2 separate regions of the Homo sapiens genome follow, and region 2 is linked to region 1. A link is an interaction called in ENCODE POLR2A ChIA-PET data of the cell type or tissue named here. Cell type or tissue: MCF 10A. All regions are shown on one strand. Each heading gives the region's core, and the rest is flanking DNA. Links, peaks and the distances in the headings are about the cores only. Region 1 has its middle 290 kb from the start of ACTL7B. Region 2 has its middle 220 kb from the start of ACTL7B.

Region 1 (12,129 bases), core at 6,149-8,648:
GTTAAGATGAGCTTGGCTATGTTTAAGTCATCTTGAAATAGACTATGATGTTATGCACGATGAATAATAACCAGTGCTTTGTGAAATAATGGTGAAATAGTGCACTCTGATGTGATGGTCTTTGGGGGATCAAGAGCTCATGGGCAGAGCTTCCCCTGGAAAGAATGAATGTCCCTGCTGCACATTATTCTCAAGAGAAGCCAAGTGCCTATGCCAACATATGAGGACTAAGGAGGCGAGACCTGGCTGGTGGGAGTGGGAGGGAGATGGGAATAAAATTCTATTCTCATTGGGCTGTCATAAGTTGAGGTCTAGACTCCAGCGAAGGAGACAGGCTAAAGGTCAGAAAGACTCCCATAGGGAAAGGAAAATGGCCTCTATGAGATAGGTAGGCTGGACAATGACCATTCAGGGGCCTACAGAGGATGGGTCTGGACCTATGGTCCCTGAAACGGACATATGAAATAGCAGTTTTTTAATATTCTCTGCTTGTATTTGCCTCCTATAATCTCCAAAATTCCATAAAGTTGTGTTCAAAACTTACAGCCTAGGCTTGAGTGTGCTGTGATCAAATAAAAGAAGAGCCTGCTCTATATTTGAGTGAAATAGGAAAGGGGGAGCAGGCCCTCTCTCGAACCCAGGACACAGCCATGATAACCAACTGAGGATGGCCACGCCGCACTGAGCCGTGGCTGACAATAATGGAAGCTCCACAGCATGGCAAAGAGGTAAAAAATGTATCTATTATCAGGGCCTATTCATTTATACACATAAGCCAGCATCCATAAGAACTCTGAGAACTAACTGAGAGTTCTCCAAGGAGGATAAACATTGGCCATCAAAGCTGAGAAAGGCTCAAGTCAATAGTGATAGGTGTTTAAGGAACGTGACCTCATTTTATATTCAAAGGTTGACGAGGACTGACCATACTGCTGACAGTCTCCATAAGATCTTAAGTTCCTTTACAGTGAGCACCATGCCTTTGTAATCTTTCCACCTCTACCAACTAGCATAAATTCTTGGGATTTGAGTGCAGTAAATGCTTGGAAGAGAAGAGTGCAGGGGTTATTCACGTGCATTTTCACGTTAAAGAGATCGCACTGGATCAAGCTCAGGGGCTCACTTTAAGACATTCATTTGTTCTTTGGACAAATCATCTGATAACTATTCCATTGAGGAACAGATACTTCTGCCTCCAAAACTTACCTTGAGAAATCTGCAAGAACAAAAGTGGATAATTTCAGATACATTGCAATGGCATGTAGACATATCTTAGGAGAACATCTTAATTACCCAGAAAGTATTAAAGATTGCAAATAAAATATTCCACAAATACAGCCTGTCTGCTTGTGGCTACTAAATTGATTATTTGAGATATTTTTCACACTTGAGAGTTATATTAGCACCTAGTCAACACCCAGTAGATTAACCACAATAACTATAACTAATTTATTCTATCGAACGTGGAATCCCAAAATGTCTGAGTGATAAAGGACACACAGATCATCTAGCCCAACACGAGGTTCACATCCTGCTGCTCCCTTTTCCCATGCATGTAGCAGACACTAGCAGCCCTCCTTCTTGCTGAACATGACCATGGCTTCACAATCCCTATCAGCTGAGCCTTCTGAGCCAGGAATTCTAAACCAGGCATTACAGCACCCAAGGGGCCCAAATTTGGTTTTTGGAAGATGAAAAAAATACTAGATATTATAATGGTTTGTGGCCTTCCAAAGAGTCATAGTACATAAACACATAGGCAGTATATCTGTCACATTAGAATTACTTGAGAAAGGAGAATGACTAGGGAAAAAAAAGGTCTGAAAAGACTCCTTAGGAGTTGAGAACCACCAATCTAGGCAATAGCTACCAACCCTCTACAGCTGGCACATAAAAGGAAACTTACTTGCCATCCCAGATCACCCAAGCCTCCCATTTTAACTGACAGGAAAAGTGAGGCTCAGACCGGTGAAGCGAGTTGTCCCAGGCAACATAGGCAAGAAATGGCCAAGCCAAGTCTTAAATTCTGACTTTTAATTAAGTGCCCAGTTCATATTGCGATATATCATGTTATTACCAAAAGAGAGCCCACTTTACAATCCACTTAGTTAAAATTACATTTATAAAGCAGGCAGAAAGGAATAATAAAAATATTACAGAAATATTCAGTTGTTAGTTCACAATGTAAATGGTGTAGGGGAAATGGAGCATTAATACAGAATACCTATGTTCCTTTACTGAGCATCTACTGTGATCAAGAACAAGTGTCATGTCTCAGGTTCCCCAAGAAAGTGACCAAGATTATTCTGAAGATCCTCTTTTTCTGTCATGACACATGGATCCCCATCTCATGTGTCTATCGATAAGCTGAGGAAACTGCAAAACACACCCACACACACACAATCAGTCCCTAATCACTGAAGTTATCCCAAGTCAAAAGGAGGCAAAATCACATTAATTGTTAGATTGTAAAATGGATCTTAAGGGTTTTTTTTTTTTTCCTAAATTGAAACAGCCCACATGGACTGAACCACTTTTAAAAAGAAATTATATAATAACAGAATTTCCAGGGCACCTCTGCTAAGGCTGTTCAGAGCCTTATCTATTCTGGCCAAGGTGGTGGCTGACAATACTCTGTACATGGGCAAGGAGAGCTAATGAGTAGAATTTGCATGGAATCACTGAAGCTGATTTTGGCATCCCGGCCAGCCATCTGTGCTGATATCTTACTCTCTCCTTTCACACCTCTCCTCACTGTACCAGAGGGACCTCTCTAAAATGCACATCTGATCATGTCATCCTCTGTTTACATATTTTGGGTGGTTCCCTGCTATCTCCAGTATCCATTCAGACTCCCTGGCAGGGTGGGCAAACAAAGTGCTTCTCAGATTGGCTTGGATCTACCACTCCAGCCTCCTTTAATGACACCTCCTCACCCCATCCCACCTCTTTCCCTTTTGGTGCTACACTTCAGCCAAACTAAAGAACTAGTTGCTTCTCAAGACCATCCATGCCTTTTCCTGCCACTATTTCTTTACAGAAGCAGTACTCCTTCTCGGACATGTGAAGCCAACAAACCCCTGTCCCTCAATACCCAGCTCAAATGTCAACACACATTTGCAGCCTTCCCTCACCCACTTATACTTTATATTAGAGAACATAGATATTCATGCCATTGCTAACACAGACATTCAGGGCATCACTCCAATGCCATCATTCATGGAGGGGTAGGGAAACATCACAGCCATTTCCAACCTCCAGCCCCATAGAAACAGAACAATGTTAATGAGAACACAAACTTTAATGTTAATGAGAACACAAACTTTCTCAGGGATAGGGTCACATCTTATTTACTGATATGGTTTGGCTCCATGTTCCCACCCAAATCTCATCTCGAATTGTGATCCCCACGTGTTGGGAGAGGAATCTGGTGGGAGGTGATCGGATCATGGGAGCGGTTTCCCCCATGCTGTTCTCCTGAGAGTGAGTGAGTTTTCAGGAGAACTGATGGTTTAAAAGTGTGTAGCAGATCCCCATTCTCTCTGTCTCTCCTGCCACCATGTAAGACATGCATCGCTTCCCCTTTGCCTTCCACCATGATTGTAAGTTTCCCGAGGCCTCCCCAGCCATGCTCCTGTACAGCCTAAAGAACTGTGAGTCAGTTAAACCTCTTTTCTTGATAACTTACCCAGTCTCAGGTAGTTCTCTATAGCAGTGTAAAAACAGACTAATATGTTTAACTTTGCATGCTCAGATCATAGGAGGTGTCATTAGATGTCACTGAGTGAATGGATAGATGAATACCAACTTATCTATATATGTAACTGAACTAGCACAACTGCTACTGCTATTCACATAAATGACCACAACTACCAAACTTACAGCTAATGTTTACTTGTTAATTATAAAACTATGATATTGTGCAGTGTTTCTCACAGGACGAGAAACAACTTAAGAATTTTTAAATTATGGTGACAGAATTCTACACGGACACAATGTTAAATAATGTTGGGCATGTTGGAAAAGTTATTTCTTTTCCAATTCTGTTTCAGACCTTCCAGTGATGTAAAGGAGAAAATCTCAGTCTGATGCCCTGTGATTTTAACACCTCTCTAAAACCATGCTAAATTTTTTGAACAAAGAGAGGGTAGATCTTAGGCTCAGAGACTTCAACAGAAATTAATACTTAGCTAAGATATAATAACAGTGCTTCATTCTCATTGTTTTTATTTTCATGGTTACTTTCCAATTAGAGAAAGCAATATTAGTGTTTTTATTTACTGTAGTAATATAAAGTTTTCTTGTTAAATGTATTTAAGCTAAACATTAGTCAGTTTAAAGAAACAGAAGAAAGAAATAATATTAGAGGTAGTTTCAAATATTGCAGAAATAGTGAGGATGGCACCCAAGTGCCCTGCTAGAGTGGATAGAGCTCTAGGCTTAGAAGGCAAAAGGCCTGAGGGGAATCATAAGTCTTTTGCTCTTGGGTAAGTTACTAAATTTCTTTGAGCTTTTTTTTTTTTTTTTTGAATTGGCAGAGTATGACTAGTAGTTGCAACTTTTCCTATTTAAATTTTTTGTGAAAATCAGATTAAATTATGTGCATGGAAATGCTTTGGAAATGGATAGAGAGTTACAATATTAAGATCTAAACAACTCAGCTATGACACACTGCACCATTCCTTCCCATCCTGCATACCCAGCGTGGTTGAAATTTAATTGAGTTGAGTTGAAGATGTTCACTTGTGCCCGTGAATTTAATCCTCCTCCTTCCCAAAATCCTGTTAAAATGACCAAAGCCATTTTTATGTAATAAAATATCACAGGAATGGTGTTATTAACCAATCAAAATACATGAGGAATTTTTGCCAGATGTAGGACATACCAGGACCATTAAAGAAATCACTGAATTGATCGACAAGCCCACCACCCAAGAAAAATAAAGGAGACAACCACAGGGCCAGTAACAGCATCCCCAACTCAGCCCCCACACCCTGAGCAACAGGGGCAGGAGGCCCCATTACACTGGGATGAGGACAAAAAGAAAGGGCCAACCTCAAACCCACAAATGACTTCTGGAAACTACCTTAGTCCAGGCAATCAAATTGGGGTCGGGGAGGGGCACTGGAGGGGTAGGGAGACATCACAGTCATTTCCAACCGCCAGCCCCACAGAAAGAGAATAAAAACATTAAATAAAGAAGTGATCTTTCACTTACAAACAACTGGCCCTCCAATTTAACAAAATAAAACTACAAGAATCTAAATTTTTCTTCTTTTTGCCCCTTATATCGTCATCAGGAAACTCCAACCAGGAATCTATAGAATGTATGGCCACCTCAACTTCAGATCCTGAATGAGTTCTCTGAGGATTTTGAGCTCATGGGAAGCTTAATATGAGACACTAGAAGAATGGCTCTGCCCAAAAAGTCAATAGTATTTGAAGCTCTATTGCTAGGACTAGAGTGTTAAGAAGAAGGGAGGTAGACAGGTGTGATCTGCTTTGCACGGATTAAACTTTACTTGTGGTAATTCCTCTAACCAATTCTAAATCCATGCATAATAAAGGCTGTTTAAAACATCATATGTCTGGAATCTCTCCCCCACCTCACCCTTCCTTCTGCCTCAGTAGTAAAAACCTGAGCCTAAGACAGGAGAGAAGAGGAGAAATTAAGGAAGTCTGAATGGGCTGAGTTAAACAGTTTTTCAGAATTTTGACGAAGAAAGATAAGAGACTAAAGTTAAAGCAGAGAAAAAAGAAAAAGACAGTAAATATAAATTTCTTACATTTTGCTGTTAGGAAATGATCCCTTTGAGGTTTTGTTTTGTTTTGTTTTTGTTTTTTGAGACAGAGTCTCACTCTGTCGCCCAGACTGGAGTGCAGTGGTACAATCTCGGCTCACTGCAACCTCCGCTTCCCAGATTCAAGCGATTCTTCTGCCTCAGCCTCCAGTGTAGCTGGGACTACAGGCAGGTGCCACCACACCTGGCTAATTTTTTATTTTTAGTAGAGATGGGGTTTCACCATGTTGGCCATGCTCATCTCGAACTCCTGACCTCAGGTGATCCACCGGCCTCGGCCTCCCAAAGTGCTGGGATTACAGGCGTGAGCCACTGTGCCTGGCCTTGAGGTTTTCAAATAATTTTATTAAATATCTAAATGTGTTCTCAATCACTTTTGGTTGTGGACAAAGACTTGGAGTGTGACATGAGCCCTCCCCGCCTTAACTGGGTCACACATACTTCAAGAGGGATAAACTGGAGGGTGTTCAAAGCACAGTGGCTCAAGTGTGAAGCCCTGAAATGGTGTTGCATGAACAAAACCTTGAAGAAATGGGCTACTTAGCTGACAAAAGGACAAGACTTGTGAGCAGGGGCTGAAGGAATGTATTTGTTCTACCCTAAGAGGGAGAATTGGGACAACTGGTAGAAACTGTGGCAGGGACAGAAATCTGCTCGATATTAGGAAACAATTTTTTTTAACTGAGAGTGCTGTGTGAAGCAGATTGAGCTTCCTAGGCTGGAGACAGGGATTGGAGATTACCTGTCAAAGAAAATACCCAAATTCGGTTTGTAGAATCTCTTCAATGGGACAGTTCAAGCAAGAGGGAGCTGGGGAATGAGGCTTGGTTTAATGATTTTCCTAACAGATACAAAGATGGGGGTGATGAGAGAAAAGGAAAAAAGTAACTGAATTTTAAAAGCCCAAAGTTTTAAGGCCAATAGAGGCCCCAAGACCAATCTTCGGATGCCAAGGACATTTTTCCTATTAGATTCATCAAAAAAGACATTCTCTTTTGCTAAACAAAAGAAGTTCCCTTCTGTTCTCTCAAAAGAAAAATAAGCAAACACTAACTATCCTCTAACTTGCCTGTCCAATTCTCCTGCCTTGGAATATCGCCCTAGACATAGTTCTATCTCCTCTCTGATGACAAGTTATACTTTCACTGTCTCACTGTATTCTGGCCTGAGAAAGACCTGGGGTTTGCCTGGTCAGCCCAGGCTACAGCTGACAATTTGCAATGTTGCCGTGGATTAAATACAGACTCCCAGAAGACAAATTCTCTTCTCCCAAGGGTGTCTGCCTCAGCAATTTCATCTCAAATGGAGAGTAAGACTGAACCAAACTCAGAGAATCCCCAGAGGAGGCTAAGGCCAGGAGTCAACACCAGCAGCTGAAATCCCCAGAAGAGATTGCAGACAGGAGCTGGGTCTTCTCCATCCCTGAACTAAGACTCAGGCAATAGCTGGCTGAGCGTGACTCAGAAGACATATCTGTGCCTGTGAACAAAGCCCAGGCCTTTGGGCTGCATGATCATCACATGACACTCACACCAGTGTGCCAACAGGTGAGCTGCTGTGACTAGCACATCAGATTTCTTTCTGTCCAGGCTTTCTGCAGAGTCCGCTCCTCACAGGTAAGGCAGGAAATCTGAGTAAGGCAACAGCAGCAACCGCAATGAGTCAACAATAGGATGAGTGAATATGCACATGAGGACCTATGACTGCCTTGTCCTGGGGAGGCTCAGGAGATTCACAGAAAAAGGAGAGATGGCCCCTGCCCTTAAGGAGCTCACAGTCCATTGGGAAAACAGTCACATGATCTCATCCTGGTAACATAACGGGGGGACACCCTCATAGAGGTGAGACCTTTGAGGGAGCACAGATAAGGGAGTGATGGATTATCCCTGGGTAGCTCTCCTGGGCATTATATCATCCGAGCAAGAAAACGTGTAGTAAGGAGAGGAAAAAAAAAAAAAAAAAAAAAACATGAGAAAATGCACAAAGGCAAGACATTTGCTTCAGCTATTTGCGGTAATAGTTTGAGTTTCATTTATTATAGAATTAAATACAAATGAAACTTCTGTAGATGATGGCCCCAATACTAAAAGTGTTTTGGTAGGTAGAATCAATGCCTTCCACTGATGGGACACCAGTGAACACTGATTGGTATCCCAGAAACAGATGTAAATTTCTATCCCAGAATGTAAAGTCTATCCCAGAAATAGACTCCAGAGCAAATTACATATATCTATCATGTCAATAAACATACACAAGGAATAGTAAATAAGGAAGGAAAAAGAAGGCTTCTTTTGGTTACAGAGTATTCAATTTAAAAAAGTGTCTGCCAAGCACAGACTTCCACTATGGGGGCAGAGCAGTAAAAATGACGGCACTGAAGGGCAGTGACTGGGAAAATGCTGGAAATGTGAATAGGTCAGGTCGTTAAACATGGACATAACTTCTTTCACTCTCTATAGGAACACTGAGTAAATACATGAGAGGTGAATTTCCATCAGAATTCAGCTGCCTCAGCCCTGACCAATGACCAATTTAGATGAAGATGTTTGACAAGACATAGTGGATCATGCTTCTAGTGACAGATCTGCAGGCTTTTGTCCAGGATAAACACCTTCAGCAAAACCATCCTTTCCTGACCTCCCAGGAGACTGTGGGATGCCTACTGAATGGAGCTACCTGCATGACCTAGATTTTTCTCCTTATAAATTTTAGAAAGAAAATCACATCACGGGTCACCAAATGAGCTGTCATTGACTTGGTCAAAGAAAAATCCATGGGCCGGGCACAATGGCTCACACCTGTAATCCCAGCACTTTGGGAAGCCAACAGGGGCAGATCAACTGAGGTCAGGAGTTTGAGACCAGCCTGACCAACATGGAGAAACCCCATCTCTACTAAATATACAAAATTGGCTGGGCATGGTGGCGCATGCCTGTAATCCCAGCTATTCGGGAGGCTGAGGCAGGAGAATTGCTTGAACCCGGCAGGCAGAGGTAGTGGTGAGACGAGATTACACCATTGCACTCCAGCCTGGGCAACAAGAGTGAAACTCTGTCTCAAAAACAAAGACAAAACCATAAACAAATGATAATTCCAGCAAACGCAGGTAACATTGCTCTATTATTTTATCCCATTTTACTGGAGGTGGAGGAGGCAAATAGAACAACATGCTTTTCTTCATATTTCATTTTTGAAAGCTATTTGAGGATAGTTATCTCTCTCAGATCAAAAGAGGTGGTTTTGGAGTAACAGAAAGTGCAGTAAGTAGGTCAAAGGGTTGTTTGTTTGTTTGTTTGTTTTAAAAAGCTGGGTTTACCTTACAGCCTCTAAATTTTCATCCTGAGCAGGTCACTCTGCCTCTCTGGGTCCATTTCCCAAGATGATCTTCTCATTTACCACACTTTTTTTTTTTGAGAGACTATGACTTCCAGGCTGGTTGATAGATTCAATCTTAAGATTCAGATAAAAATTTCATTCATTCATTTACTCAATAAATATATTGAACTCCTATTATGTATCAATAATTGTCCCAGACATTGTTTCAGATTTAATGAGTTTCCTCATTCTTTGCTCCAAAGAGAACTTGAGGCAGCTTGAAATAATAGTTCAGTACAATAAATACCAATTTTGAGAAAAATAAACTGAAATCAGGCATCATATAACCACATATGTGTAACATAAGGTCCTTCTTAGTTATTTGCTAGAGATAGGCCACTAGTTATTTGCTAGAGGAGACTAATTGTCTCTGAGCTTGCTAGCAGCCAATGCAAAGAGGGAGACACTATCTATTTCATAATTTTCTGGGTCTAAAAGATACAAATAACATCTAAGCTATTTCTGATACTGAGATCGAATATTTAATGTCAGTTTGTCATAAATACATCAAGCTACAGAAACCTTAATTCAGCAAACATTCACTCACATCTACTCTTGTGCCAGGTATTATAATGAGTGAGATGAGTAAAATCTAGTCTGTGCTCTTCAAGTTTTTCATGTTCAAAAACTGCAGATCAGGACTCGTAGACCGTCACTGTCAATTCCTCCCCATTCCTGAAGATGCCCCATCAACCCACCATGATGTTATGAGGCAACCTTCTAGAAATCTTCCTAGCTTAGGGAAAATTCCAGCAGTGTGTTGAAGCTGGGCATACAGAGATGGGGAGATGAGGGCAGGAATGGGGTGTTCTCTGTGGTTAGGAGACACAATGTCCCGTCTCCACCCATTGCAGCTCTAGAATGTGTATCTAGAACACAGCACATGGAATTTGCGGATGTTTTTTAAAGTCTTTATCATCAACAAAAAATCTGCTTTGCAATGCTTTAAAATGCCACCATTGGCAAATGAGAATCATCTGACCTGAAAGAAGCTGAAGGCCCCCTCTGTCCTGTCTAGAGGGCTGTGCTAATGCCAGGCCAAGGTAACCCATTTCTCCCCAGAACAGCCAGATTGCTCCTGGGTACACAGAAGTTGACTAAGAAAATATACTGCCCTTCAAAGGATCTGCTCTACAGATCTTTGAAGGCACCAATTTTATTGTCCTCATTGTCCCAAGAAAGCATCCCATCAAAACCCATTAAACAAAAGTGAGTCATGAAGCAGACGAGTGACTTACTCAAGGCCATACAAGGCAGAGTAGGAACTCGACTGCAGAAACACTCCACAACATGCCTAGACCCTATTTGGGATTTTAAATCTCAGCTCTGTTGGGACTGTGGCTTCCTGAGTATAGAGACCATGTCTTCATGTCTCGTTCATTTCTGCAGCCTCAGTGGCCTATCCTATGCCTGGAACAACATTAGGAGGTCACACTGTGCTGTTTGCATTCGGTTCTTACAACCCAGGGGTGGATGGACTCTATCTAGCACAGACTATCAATGCTGGAAGCACACTGGAGCACCTGGGAAATGTTAACAAAACATGGATATGTGGGCCCCACCCTGAACCAAGTGAATCAGAACTGCTGATCTAGCTCTTAAAGTACCAAAGCATGGCCATCTTGCCTCGGGCTGAAGCCCAAAGTCACAACAGATCTCCAAATGCATTGTTCTTTGAAGGTTAATTCCATTGGGATGTCCTTGCCAAGGCTTTCCCCATGGTAATCCCAGAATATTCTTCAAAAACCAAGGGCAGGAACCTATTCCCTGTTACTGTTCATACACTGCCATCTAGTGGTTGCTGTGGCTCTTCCGGGGGAGTGTCATAAAGACATAGTTGTGCCCAGCTGTAGCTGAGAGATTTCCTTGTGTGCCAGAACCCCAAGCCATTTTATTATTTGGATGTTCTTTCCTTGCAGAATGTCCCATGATTTCATCTCTTAGGGTATCTACAAGTCTTTGATTTTATTTGGATAGACAGTCCAGGGTGGAAGTGGAACCAGGCCCAAACTGAGAATCAGCAACCTGTATGTGGGCCCTGTGTGTGAGCTCAGCAATGTGCCAGTCATCAGACCCTGGACATGTCATTTAATTTCCTGTGCTTCAGTTTACTCATTTGAAAGATGAGGAGAATAACCCAGCCCTCTACATTACCAGAAAGTTTTTATATCAATGAGATCACTAATGTGTGAATTAGCACATTTGTCACAAACATCCACGATCATGAAAATAAACAAACACACACACACATATTCCTTGTTATGCGGGTCATGACACACGTGGTACATGGACAATGAAAAATAATTCACTGATTAAATACATGGAAGCTAATTTTGTGATTTTGAGTCCTATGATCATGAAGATGACAAAACTACCTTTCAAATGTGTGGCTTCGACTTTCTAACGGAATGGATAGAATTCACATCCCACTGAAAAGAGTTCTAGGTCCACTGGATTAACTGAAAGGTCACTAAAGCAGAGAATTCCTGAGATGGGTCATTAGTGTCTCCCTAACCCAGTCATCATTTTGTGTTTTTTTTTTTTTTAGACAGAGTCTCGCTCTGTCACCCAGGCTGGAGTGTAGTGGCGCGATCTCTGCTCACTGCAACCTCCACCTCCCGGGTTCAAGCGATTCTTCTGCCTCAGCCTCCCGAGTAGCTAGGACTATAGGCGCACATCGCCAGGCCAGGCTAATTTTTGTATTTTTAGTACAGATGGGGTTTTACTATATTGGCCAGACTGGTCTTGAACTCCTGAACTTGTGATCCACCTGCCTCGGCCACCCAAAGTGCTGGGATTACAGGCGTGAGCCACCATGCCCAATCCTCAATTTAAAGAGGCTGTTAGGAGAAGAAGACCTGTTGGTGGATTCTAACTCCTTGTGGAGATTCCAACCAGGAAACCTCCTGGTGCAGTCTCCATCCCGGGAAGACCAGGGGAGGTGGCGGGAAGC
Region 2 (12,129 bases), core at 6,081-8,580, 72 kb after region 1:
TAGCTTGTCACCCTATGGACCTGATCCTTTCCCATCTGTCTTTTTCCAGGACTGTGTTCCATCAGCCATGCCCTCTCATTCCTGTCATCAATTACTTCCACTCTGGCTTCTTCTCCTCAGCCTGCAAACAAGCTCAAGTATTGGAAATCCTTTAAAAAAAAAAAAGAAAATAAATAAAAACCTTATGTTCCCCTTCCAGTTTTTCCCTTGCAAAATGTATCGAAATTACATTGAAACGTATTGAAAAAGTAATCTGCACCTGTTGTCTTGACTGCCTCAATTCCCTTTAGCCCTCAGCCCATCACAATACAAATCCCCTAAGCCTCCATTTAAACATCACACTGGGGTCACCAGTAGCTGATAATGAAAACTAATACCTTACTAGTGATCATGAGTAAACTTGTCAAACAACACACTGGCCTACTTCTTTCCCTCCTTCCCCCAAGCATCAAGCCAAAAACATGGAGGTCATCCTCAGGGCTTTCTTCTCCTCATCCCCCTACTGCCGATCAATTACTAAATCTTCTATGAAAAAAGCCCTAGAAGTAAAATTAAGACCTCAGGTCCTAAGCTTGGCCTTGCTACCAACTTGCTTTATGACTGTAGATTAGCCAATGCCACATCTAAGTCTCAGAACCCTCATCTGGATGGATAATTAAGAGTAGTGGAACTAGACCCTACATTTGGGTATGATCCACCTAAGTCACTTGTGTACCAGGTACCACTTGTCTATTGAGTGGACAAGCATTGTTTACCTTAAATTTTAATCTCATTTTCCTCCAGACATTGTCCCTCTCACTTCTCCCTACAATTCTTTTTCATCATTGATAGCACAGCTGAATCCATTCATCATGCTCTCTACAACCCCACTTCTGAATATTCCCAAGAACTGAGGTTTCCATCTTATAAAAACCTGTTTTCATTAACAGTTCAATTACCAATGTATTACTGAGTCCTTGTTCTGCTGTGGACGAGGAGCAGTTTGTCAAAAGAGAACAAAATGCAAAGGAAGTGAGAGTTGATGACACCCAATAATGAAGAAAGCAAACAACTTTAGAAACTACATTCAATAGAGAACAGGCACCAAGCTGCAGCTGGGCCAAGGTCAAGGTGCTGGCCACTCATCTCCTTACCTAGCTGGAAAGAAGAGAAATGGACAACAAGAAACCAGTTCCATTGAGATAAGCTTCAGTCTGTCATGCCAGACCTTGGACTTGGTGCCAAGTTCTGTGATCCAGGGAATATAAACATGAAAAGATACAATCCTTGTTATCAAAGCCCTTGTAGCCAGAAGGCTGACAATCCATCTTTCCTTCTGGAAGAAGTTAGCAAGAGTTAGTGTGTTGGAACAGAAGAGACAAGGGTTTTGGTCCCAAGCTGACCTAGTTTTGAGTTCTGATAACTCACTTCATTAGTTATGGGACCTGAGGCAAGTTATTTCATCCCTCTGAGCCTCACTTTTGCCACCTGCGAGATTGAGAACTTATAGGATTATTAAGAGGGCTAGAGTTTAAATTTTTTTTAAAAAAAGTTCTAGCACACTTCTTGTCACACAATAAGAGCTATAAAAAATGATAACAATAATGCCGATAGGAACATGCACTAGGCTCTTGTCACATGCTAGATGTGTGAGATTTTGAGATTAAGTCATGTTGCCTCTCTGATTCACTGTATCTTTAGCTTAAAAATGAGCTAGTAGGATCTAGCTCATAGGATACTATACAAATCAAATTATATAATGCCCATAAAATTATCCCCTAAGATATAAAATACTGAGGCCCTACAATATACTATTATTAGAGACAAAGAGGGTTGGAATAAAATAATTACAATTTCACAGACCCTTGGATCATTTTCTCTTCTAAACAAAGGTTTATGTTCACTTTTAAACAAGCATTTATATGCCACTTGATATGGTTTGGCTCAGTGTCCCCACCAACTCTCACCTTGAACTGTAATAATCCCTATGCATCATGGGAGGGACCCGGTGGGAGGTAATTGAATCATGGGGGTGGGTCTTTCCCATGCTGTTCTCATGACAGTGAATAAGTCTCATGAGAACTGATGGGTTTATGAAAGGAAGTTCCCCTGCACATACTTTCTTACTTGCCACCATGTAAGATGTGCCTTTGATTTTCCTTCGCTTTCTCGCATGATTGTGAGGCCTCCCCAGCCATGTGGAACTGTAAGTCCATTAAACCTCTTTCCTTTATAAATTACCCAGTCTCAGGTATGTCTTTACTAGCAGCATGAGAATGAACTAACACAGTAAACTGGTACCAGTAGAGTAGGGTGCTGCTGTAAACATACCCAGAAATGTAGAAGTGACTTTAGAACTGGGTAACAGGCAGAGGTTGAAACAGTTTGGAGGGCTCAGAAGAAGACAGGAAAATGTGGTAAAGTTTGGAACTTCCCAGAGACTTCTTGAATAGTTTTAACCCAAATGCTGATACTGATATGGACAACGAAGTCCAGGTTGAGGTGGTCTCAGATGGAGAAGAGGGACTTGTTGGGAACTGGAGCAAAGGTTACTCTTGTTATGCTTTAGCAAAGACACTGGAGGCATTTTGCCCCTGCCCTAGAGATCTGTGGAACTTTGAACTTGAGAGAGATGAATTTGGGCATCTGGAGGAAGAAATTTCTAAGCAGCAAAGCATTCAAGAGGTGACTGGGTGCTGTTAAAAACATTCAATTTTATGTACTAACAAAGATTTGGTTTGGAATTGGAACTTATATTTAAAAGAGAAGCAGAGCATAAAATTTAGTTCAGAAAATTTGCAGCCTGACAATGGAATAGAAACGAAAAACCCATTTTCTGTGGAGAAATTGAAGCCTGCTGCAGAAATTTGCATAAGTAACAAGGAGCCAAATATTAATCACCAAAACAATGGGGAAAATGTCTCCAAGGCATGTCAGAGACCTTTGAGGGAGCCTCTCCCATCACTGGAGGTAAAAATGGTGTCATGAGCCAGGCCCAGAGGCCCCCTGGTCTGTGCAGCCTAAGGACTTGGTGCCCTGCATCCCAGCTGTTCCAGCCATGGCTAAAATGGGCCAAGGCACAGCTTGGGCTGTGGCTGCAGAGGATGCAAGCCCCAAGCCTTCCACGTGGTGTTGAGCCTGTAGGTGCACAGAAGTCAATAATTGAGGTTTGGGGACCTCTGCCTAGATTTCAGAGGATGTATAGAAATGCCTAGATGTCTCGGCAGAAGTTTGCTGCAGGGGCAGGGCCCTCATGGAGAACCTCTGCAAAGGCAGTGTGGAAGGAAAATGTGGGGTCAGAGCCCCCACACACAGTCCCCACTGGGGCACTGCCTAGTGGAGTTGTGAGAAGAAGGCCACCATCCTCCAGACCCCGGAATGATAAATTCACCAACAACTTGCATCATGCACCTGGAAAAGCTGCAGACACTCAACACCAGCCTGTGAAAGCAGCCAGGAGGGAGGCTGTACCCTGCAAAGCCACAGGGGTGCAGCTACTCAAGACCATGAGAACCCACCTTTGCATCAGCGTGACCTGGATGTGAGACATGGAATCAAAGGAGATTATTTTGGAGATTTGACTGCCCCACTGGATTTCAGACTTGCATGGGGCCTGTAGCCCCTTTGTTTTGGCCAATTTCTCCAATTTGGAACAGGTGTATTTCACCAATGCCTGTACCCCCATTGTATCTAGAAAGAAACTAACTTGCTTTTGATTTTACAGGCTCATAGGTGGAAGGGACCTGCCTTGTCTCACATGACACTTTGGACTGTGGGCTTTTGAGTTAATACCGAAATTAGTTAGGACTTTGGGGGACTTTTGGGAAGGCATGATTGGTTTTGAAATGTGAGGACATGAGATTTGGGAGGGGCCAGTGACAAAATGATATGGTTTGGCTCTATATGCCCACCCAAATCTCACCTTGAATTGTAATAATCCCCACAGGTCATGGGAGGGACCCAGTGGGAGGTAATTGAATCATAGGGGTGGGTTTTTTCAGTGCTGTTCTCATGATAGTGAATACATCTCATGAGATCTGATGGTTTTATAAAGGGGAGATCCCCTGAACACGCTCTCTTACCTGCCATCATGTAAGACATGGCTTTGCTCTTCCTTCACCTTCCATCATGATTGTGAGGCCTCCCCAGCCATATGGAACTATGAGTCCATTAAACCTCTTTCTTTTATAAATTACCCAGGATCAGGTATGTTTTCATTAGCAGCAAGAGAATAGACTAATACACTACTTAATATGTGCCAGTCACCATCCTAAGTGCTTCATAATAATCATCCTCATCTTCATAACAATTGTTTGAGGATAGGTAGTTTTATTATCCTCATTTTAAGATGGGGAAACAGAAGCTCAAAGAAGCTAATCATTCACCCAAAGTCACACAGATGGCAGGCAATCTTACACACCATGTTTCACTGACCACAGAAATGTCACTAAAAATTAAACGATGCCTACAGTGACATGTTTAAATTGGGAGACTCTAAACAAACTTATCTTAAGAGCCAGCTAGCTAAATGGCTCTGCTCTAGGCCTCAGTTCCCTTCCCTATAAAATTAGAGAGAAATTGTGATATAGTGGTCTTTGAAGATGAAATCACACAAACCAGTATTTCCATCAGAGCTTCATTATTTTAATGAGGCAGTTTCCAATACACTGCCCTGTTGTCACTACTCATTCTTATAAACTATTTGGTGAAGATAGAGGGCACTTTGACAAGTACAATGATGACTGGCAGAAAAATACCATAGGCACAGGCAGAGGACATAAGTTCCTCTAATGTAGATAAAGGGTGGAATGATTTAGCTGTATGAAAGCAGCTGAGTGACGCAGTGGGCACAGCTTCATCATCCCCATTAAGGGAAGGAAGAGCTGCCCAGCCTTCAATCCCCATAAAGCCACCTGCTGCTGACAATATTACTCAACTAAGACACCCTTCAAGAAGTCCTCATGTCTGTACCGGGGTCCAGACCTATTTTGTCCCCCTCTACTGTTCTAAGGATTCTGTTCCCATATCTTCCTACCCACCAAGTGCACAGAATTATCACAACCATGTCACAACCAGCCTACATTGTCTATGCTTGAGGAAGGGAAATGTCCACTTCCAGGTGCATTGGTCTTACCTGAATTCTCTTCATAAGGTAGGCAGGGAATGAGTTCTATCTTCCAGCTAAGGAAACTAGCATCTTCAAAATCGAGTAACCAGGAAGATGGACCAGCAACATATGGTGGGAAAGCACAGTCCACGTCTCCCAACAGGTCAGAGTCAGATCCTGCCTGCTCATTGAGTGACCGTAAGAGCTTAGAAAGATAACTGGTGAACGTTATTTCCATGAACTTGGGTCCTTACTTGCAAAATGTGAAGAATATCACCCTTTATTCACTGGGACTCTGTGAAGATTGAGATAATGTATATAAAACCTCTAGCATTGTGTCCAGGACATAGTAAGCCTCCACAAAAATATTATTTCCCTCTTCATTTCTTTTCCCAAATCATGTTATTTGGGGAACAGTTGAAGGAGTATTTGGGCTTTTAGTTTGGAAAAAATGAAGTCTCAGAAAACAGCAGAAAGATGGTGAGCAGAGGAGAAGATAGTCTCAAGAATTGTTCTAGGTAGTCCTCAAAGACAAGAATAAAATTGGATGCACATAAGTTCTGAGTTAGGGGATGAGAAGGATGGAGGTGACGTAAAATTTAGTTCACCATAACAGAGAACATTCTAGTATTTGGCTGCTGTGAAAGTTTTCTGAGGAAACCAATTTTCATCTACAAGTTATGATCTTATGAATGATTCTGTTCATTGGAATTGACAAAAAGCTTGATCATTTCAGCCACGGTGGCTCACACCTGTAATCCCAGCACTTTTGGAGGCCAAGGCAGGCAGATTACCTGAGGTCAGAAGTTTGGGATCAGCCTGGCCAACTCAGCAAAACCCTGTCTCTACTAAAAACACAAAAGTTAGCCAGGTATGGTGGCAGGTGCCTATAGTCCCAGCTACTTGAGAGGCTGAAGCAGGAAGGCAGAGGTTGCAGTGAGCCAAGATTGCACCACTACCTGATAGAATGAGACTCAGTCTCAAAACAACAACAAAAACCAACTTGATCATTTCAAAAGGGCAACTTAAAACTCTTCTGCAAGCGTAACAGACACTAAGAATCTACCCAGAGTTACAGTATAAGCCTGCAGATAATCTCTGTTCCAAATCCCCCCACATAGGATTAATTTTTTTTTTGAGACGGATTCTTACTCTGTCACCCAGGCCAGAATGTGGTGACACAATCTCGGCTCACTGCAACCTCCACCTCCTGGGTTCAAGCAGTTCTCCTGCTTCAGTCTCCCAAGTTGCTGGAATTACGGGTGCATGCCACCACGCCTGGCTAATTTTTGTATTTTCAGTAGAAATGGGGTTTCACCATGTTGGCCAGGCTGGTCTCAAACTGACCTCCAGTGATCTGCCTGCCTCAGCCTCCCAAATTGCTGGGAATTAGGTGTGAGCCACCATACCCAGCCCACATAGGATTATTCTAATTAAAGGTCATGGCTTTCCTTTTAAGTCATGATTCCCAGGAGTCATTCTAGAGTCCGGAGTGGCCTCTTCATTTCCCCAGACCAATGCATCATTTGGTGCTTATTAAATAGTGAATAAATGAATGAAGCAAATGACTAAATGAATGATAACTGGTTTCTATCACTTGGAATACATATTTGGTGCATGGTGTTTCTGTCTATTTTCATCATTTGATTGCAAGCATCCTTGACAAAGATGACAGTCACCTCCCAAAATCTGTTGTTTTCCCCCTCCTTAGTAAGAAAATCCCAAACTCCTGAATTTATTCAGAGCAACCATGTACACAGTTAAAGGACTGTATTTCCCAGCCTCCTTAAAAGGTGGATGTGGCCTTTTTACTAAGGCTGACCTATGAGATTTAAGTACTATGTGGTACTTCAGGAAGTGTCCTTAAGAGGAAGGGAAGGGTCCTCCGGTCTTCCCTTCTTCTCACTGCCCGGATTGTAACAGGTGGAGCTCCAGCCACCATCTCAGGCTGTGAGAACAAGGCCACGCCCTCGGGATGGAAATGTTATAACCTGGATGGAGTCCAAGTCCCTGATGACTCTGTGAAGCTGCTGTTGCAAGCACAGGACAACCTACTCCCAGACTGCATTTATGTAAGAAAATAAACCCTTGGATGTTTAAGCTGTTTTAGTAGGGACTCTGCTAATCCCAAGGGACCCTAATCCTAAAACCCACTTTGGTTTTTCTGGTTGTAACAACCAAATCCCAGTGACTCACAGTGCTGCCCCTAACACGTAAGTCTGGACAGACAGACAACCTCCCCTGAATAATTAGTAGCTGAATACATTAATCACAAAGCCGATGTTTTCTGCAAGACTGCCCTTTGACTTTTATTACTTTATAAAATATTTTTCTCTAACAAAGCCTGCCCGTTAACCCTCCTCTGACCAACAGCTGCTGTGCCCCTTTTAGAACAATGCTCAGCGTCATGTCTGCCATTCTGCCCAGTGACGCCTCTCCCCTATTTACCCACCTCAGCCAGTGCTTCTAGTTGGAAAATTTCACAAATACCAGTTCACACTTGCTTCTGATTCTAGGGCCCAAAAATGCCACAGTTCTTGAATGGAGAGTCATCATGACAGTGACTCAACCCAAACTTGAAAGCGAACTTCCACCACCACAGGATTAAACTTGATGGGAATTTGGGGTGTTGGCCTGACATACCAACCCCAGGAACGTGACTCTTTACTCAAGCCTCATCACTAACATCACACATAAGATGCCAAAATAATTTCATTATGTTCCCAGCTATCTATGGTATAATCATGACATTTCAGAAAATGCCTGTCCTATATCCCGGTGCTTAACTTTGTTTTTACATTGAAGCCACAAAAGACATTTCACGTGTGGGGCACTGCTCGAGCCTCTGGATCCCCACGTGATTCATAGGTATGATTTCTCACTTGGGTAGAAATCCATATAAGGTCATCTTTGCTTCCTAAAAATCAGAAAACTCTGTCGCTCTCATGAAACCACTGAAGAACAATTCTGGCTCTAGTTCCCACATTCCATCTGGTTATGTGTGTGCCTGCCTGGTGGCCTCCCTCAACTCTGTCCCCATCGACAATTCTGCCAGCCCCTCACATCCAGACCATAAAAGCCTTCAGAGAAGAGACGCACCTTTTTCTGACTCTATGATGTGTGCATAGTAGGAATTCGACTCACCTTTATTTAATTCAAGTTTTTTACTTAAGAATATTACTAAGAGATTAACCTAATTATAAGATATATATTATATGTATATGAATATAAAATTAATCTAAAGTACTAGGAAATCTCTGAGGTGTAAGCTTCCAGAAAAATCCCACCTCAGTTTGGGAAGAATACTATATACATGTACTCACTCTCCTGCACACACAAGGAAACGCATCCATGGATTTCATTTAGTCTTTTTCTTCCTTTTACATTTTTTTCTTCCACTTACATTTTCCTTTTTCACCTCCCTTGTGCTTCCATAATTCTTATCACCAGCCAAGTGAAGGTTATTCGTAAGCTACAGTCAGATAAAAACAAGAGTGAGCCCTCCTTAGACCCCTTTCCTGGGAAGGGCAGCACATACTCAAGGCATCAGGATAAGGGAGCTTGTTGGGTCACACGCAGTTCAGCCTTCCTCCTTGCAAGCTGATGAAGGAGGCTTTTATTCCTGAAGGACTTTTAAAAACAAAAGAGGAACTCGAGAGAAAAGAACCCCATCCTGTAGAATGAATTGTATACAGTTCATTATGTCCTTAAACATAAATACCACAAACAAGCTACAAATAATTTACCAGCCAAGCCACACTGTGGCTCTGGTATTAACTACCAATCCCTGGTATGAAGCCCTTAGACAGCCCTGGTTTTGCTCCTCCTCCTTCTGTGGAGTTCTGCTTCTTATCTGCTGCCCCTCCACTTTGCCCCCTGCAGGTTTACTTCCAGAGACTTTGCCTCCTTACAGGAGAGTTGGCAGAAGTCCTACAGAAAATTCTTCATCTGTCCATGGCCATACCACCCTGAATCTCATCCGATCTTGGGAGCTAAGCAGGGTCTGGCCTGGTTAGTACTTGGATAGGAGAAAATTATCCATCTCCTGTCAGCAGATTTCTTTGTAGTTCAGACTCTTAAAAAATAACTCAGCTCTTCAGCTATAGCATTTTCTGGGCTCTTTGATATTATCTCTCCCTGCATCACAACCTGGAAATTACTCCAGGCAGTAAACCGGAACATTCACAGGGCTCATCTCATTTGTTTCCTATCTCTTAGGGATCAAAGAGACTTCAATGCCTGATGTCCAGTGTCATGAAACTGCTGTTTCATATATTTTGTCTGGTTCGGGAGGTTCTTTTAAGCAGGTGCATAAATCCAGTCCCTTTACTCTCTCTTGGATTAAAGCAGAAGGCCTGGGTTCACTTTTAAAACCAAATTGCAAATAGATAAAACAAGACAAACTAGATGTTGGATGGATCAATCGATAAATAGATCGATGGATACATAGATAGATCTGACATGAGATAAACTCACTCAGATATCTGTAGAACAGATTTTGGTATTAATTTGGGGAAATAATTACTAGGTCACTTTTTTTGCTTGACACCGAATTTCTCTTTAAATACAACAAAGCAACACCTGTTTAACGAAGTAAATCATCCTTAAGTCTTTTCTAGTTAAAGGCAGATACCCAAACATTTTTCCAAGCAAAGAAAGTCATGCACATCCATCCTTGGACATCCAAGTCCAAAATGTGCCAACATCCACTGTGAGGGATTGTCTGGGCTATTCATTCTCCTCCTTCTCTTTCAGTTGTTTCCCATGCTTCTCCTGGATATTCCCCTTCCTTAGCAGAGAATAACCCCTCTGAGATTGTTTTTAAGGACGTGTTTTGTGCTTCTTGGTTTTGTTTCTGTTTTGTTTCCCTTTCCAGTTTTTTCTTGGGCAAACATTTCTTACTGTCCTCCTTTTGCTTGTGTTCTGGTTCTTTTTGAGCCACATAACATGTTGTTAATCATGAAATCTCTAATTTACATCAGCAAGTAGGAACATCTTATGTTCTGTGGATCCTATTGTCTCGGCTCTCCTTTTCCCATGTCTTGCTGCCTTAGAAAGTTCTTCTCCAGGAAGTAACCCTCATTAGATGGGCTCAAAGGGAGTCGTGAAAGGTGCACAGCATGGTATGACTAGACCAAAAGGCAGCAGGGATCCCTGGGTAGGCCTTTGCTGCTTTCCTTTGAATCACCAAATGTCAGCATTTAAATCTGTCCTAATTATTTCCTTCTCTGTTTGCTGCTGCAGCGACCCTTGCAAATGCAAGAGACAAAACAGATACGTTTCACTTAGCTGCCTGCTAGACCCACAGACAGCTCTTCGACATGCCTTCACTCTTTCGGTAAAAGGTGTTACACTACTCCCCAACTTTCAGAGGAAAGAGATTTAAAGGGTTGGCCAACAGTCCTGGTTTGCCAGGGACTGAATGGATTCCCAGGAATTGGGATTTTTAGTTTTAAAACAAGTCTTCCTTATACACAAGAGCAAAGATCTCTCTAGGATCTATTATTAGAAGTAAAATTTCTGGTAATGAAGAAATGTACATATCTTGAATTTTACAAATTTTGTGTCCACCAGTATGTCTGTGGGTATTACACATGCTTAACAGCATGTGTAAGATACTAATTTGCCACATCCTTGCTGCCACTTTACACTATAGATAGAAAATAGTGTATCATGTATGATTTAAATGTGAATCTCCTCACTACTAGTGAGGTTGGGCACATTTTCATAGGTTTATCAGAATGGGTTTCCTCTTCTATAAACTGCTATCCATATCCTATTTACTCATATTTTTTATGAATTGTCTTCTGTTTATTGATTTGTTAATGTTATTAATCTGTGCATTAAACCTTTGATTATGTGAGTTGAAAAAATGAAGGAATAAATAAAACCAGTCAGTCCTGTGCAAACTAGGATGAGCTGATCACCCACCCTAGAGCTTCCTGGTTGAATATTATGGCATTTCTGGTTCACCTTAACAATGATTTCCAGCTACAGAAGAAGGATAATCAATGCAAAAAATTAACCACAATCACGTTCAAAGGTAAAGATTCCCAATCACTGATTTCTCTAAGTACTGAAAACCGGACTGCATAGTAGGGCAGTTTGGGAAACATTCTAGATGTCTTTAAACACTTTTACTTGTTTTTCAAAATATTTCACAGTGTGAAAAGTATTTTCCTGCTTTATTACTATTACTATTATATTTTCAAGCATTACTCCTATTTTAAGACACAAATTTTGGAGCCACTTTATTGGCCAATGCGATGGAATACCTAAAAAATATTGTCTGGGTTACAAGCACTTTGTTTTATACCAAAAATGTCATAAATCCATTGTGTAGAAAAATACCAACATGCATACATATTCGTTAGAAAAATACCAACATATAAACATACATATTATATTCAGGTACAGACACATTAATGATTATTTCTACGTCCACAAACTAGAAAGAAAGAAATGTTGGCAGAGTTTATTTTCCGACAAGTGGGATGGCAGACTATGCTCTTTTTTAGTTGTTTGCATTTCTAAGCTTATAAGTATGAATAAAAACAAAGGTCAATAAAAAAGAAAAGGACCTGGAATTCAGAATTTTGTGAGGTTAGAAATTCAATTTTCCCTATTACAATTTTTATAATTCCTTTTCGTGCAATTATGCTTACCCTTTTACTTGGCTATGACTTTATTTTTGTGGAGCATGTAGAAGATATTTAATTTATTTCAACGAATCCCCTATGTTTGCCAATTAAGTTCTTCCAACAAATCCTCTATTACTGGTTACTTAACATTTCTAATGAATGGCCTATTATCAGATATATAGCTATTTCATTCTCTCCTTGTCACAAAAAGAAGGAAGCCCAAGAACTACAAAATCACCCTTGTAATGTACCAATACTGGACTTATCTGGGGAAAAAAAAAATGATGATTGTAAACTTTTCATTTTTTTACCAAATCATCATTCCAGCCACATCACTGTGTGGCTGACTCTCTTCATCAAATGGCTTTGGCCAAAATGTTTTCAGCCCTATCACCCAGAATC

The links. Peaks named below come from ENCODE experiments on the same cell type or tissue, not always from the same donor. Only the 100,000 strongest peaks of a DNase experiment are listed, where the experiment ranks them.
Region 2: POLR2A ChIA-PET joins it to region 1 with 6 read pairs; 4 of 35 experiments call an interaction of 5 or more read pairs at or near these places.

What each region holds. Positions count from the first base shown.
Region 1 is chr9:108,554,988-108,567,116 of GRCh38, forward strand. No RefSeq gene overlaps it. Among named protein-coding and RNA genes, the nearest start is that of ACTL7B, 290 kb to the right of the region's middle. RefSeq lists a silencer at 7,368-7,565 and an enhancer at 10,940-11,059. In MCF 10A, for the core only: no CTCF peak of the experiment used is centred there; a DNase peak (open chromatin) is centred at 7,384.
Region 2 is chr9:108,627,282-108,639,410 of GRCh38, forward strand. No RefSeq gene overlaps it. Among named protein-coding and RNA genes, the nearest start is that of ACTL7B, 220 kb to the right of the region's middle. RefSeq lists an enhancer at 6,978-8,177. In MCF 10A, for the core only: no CTCF peak of the experiment used is centred there; DNase peaks (open chromatin) are centred at 7,090 and 7,660.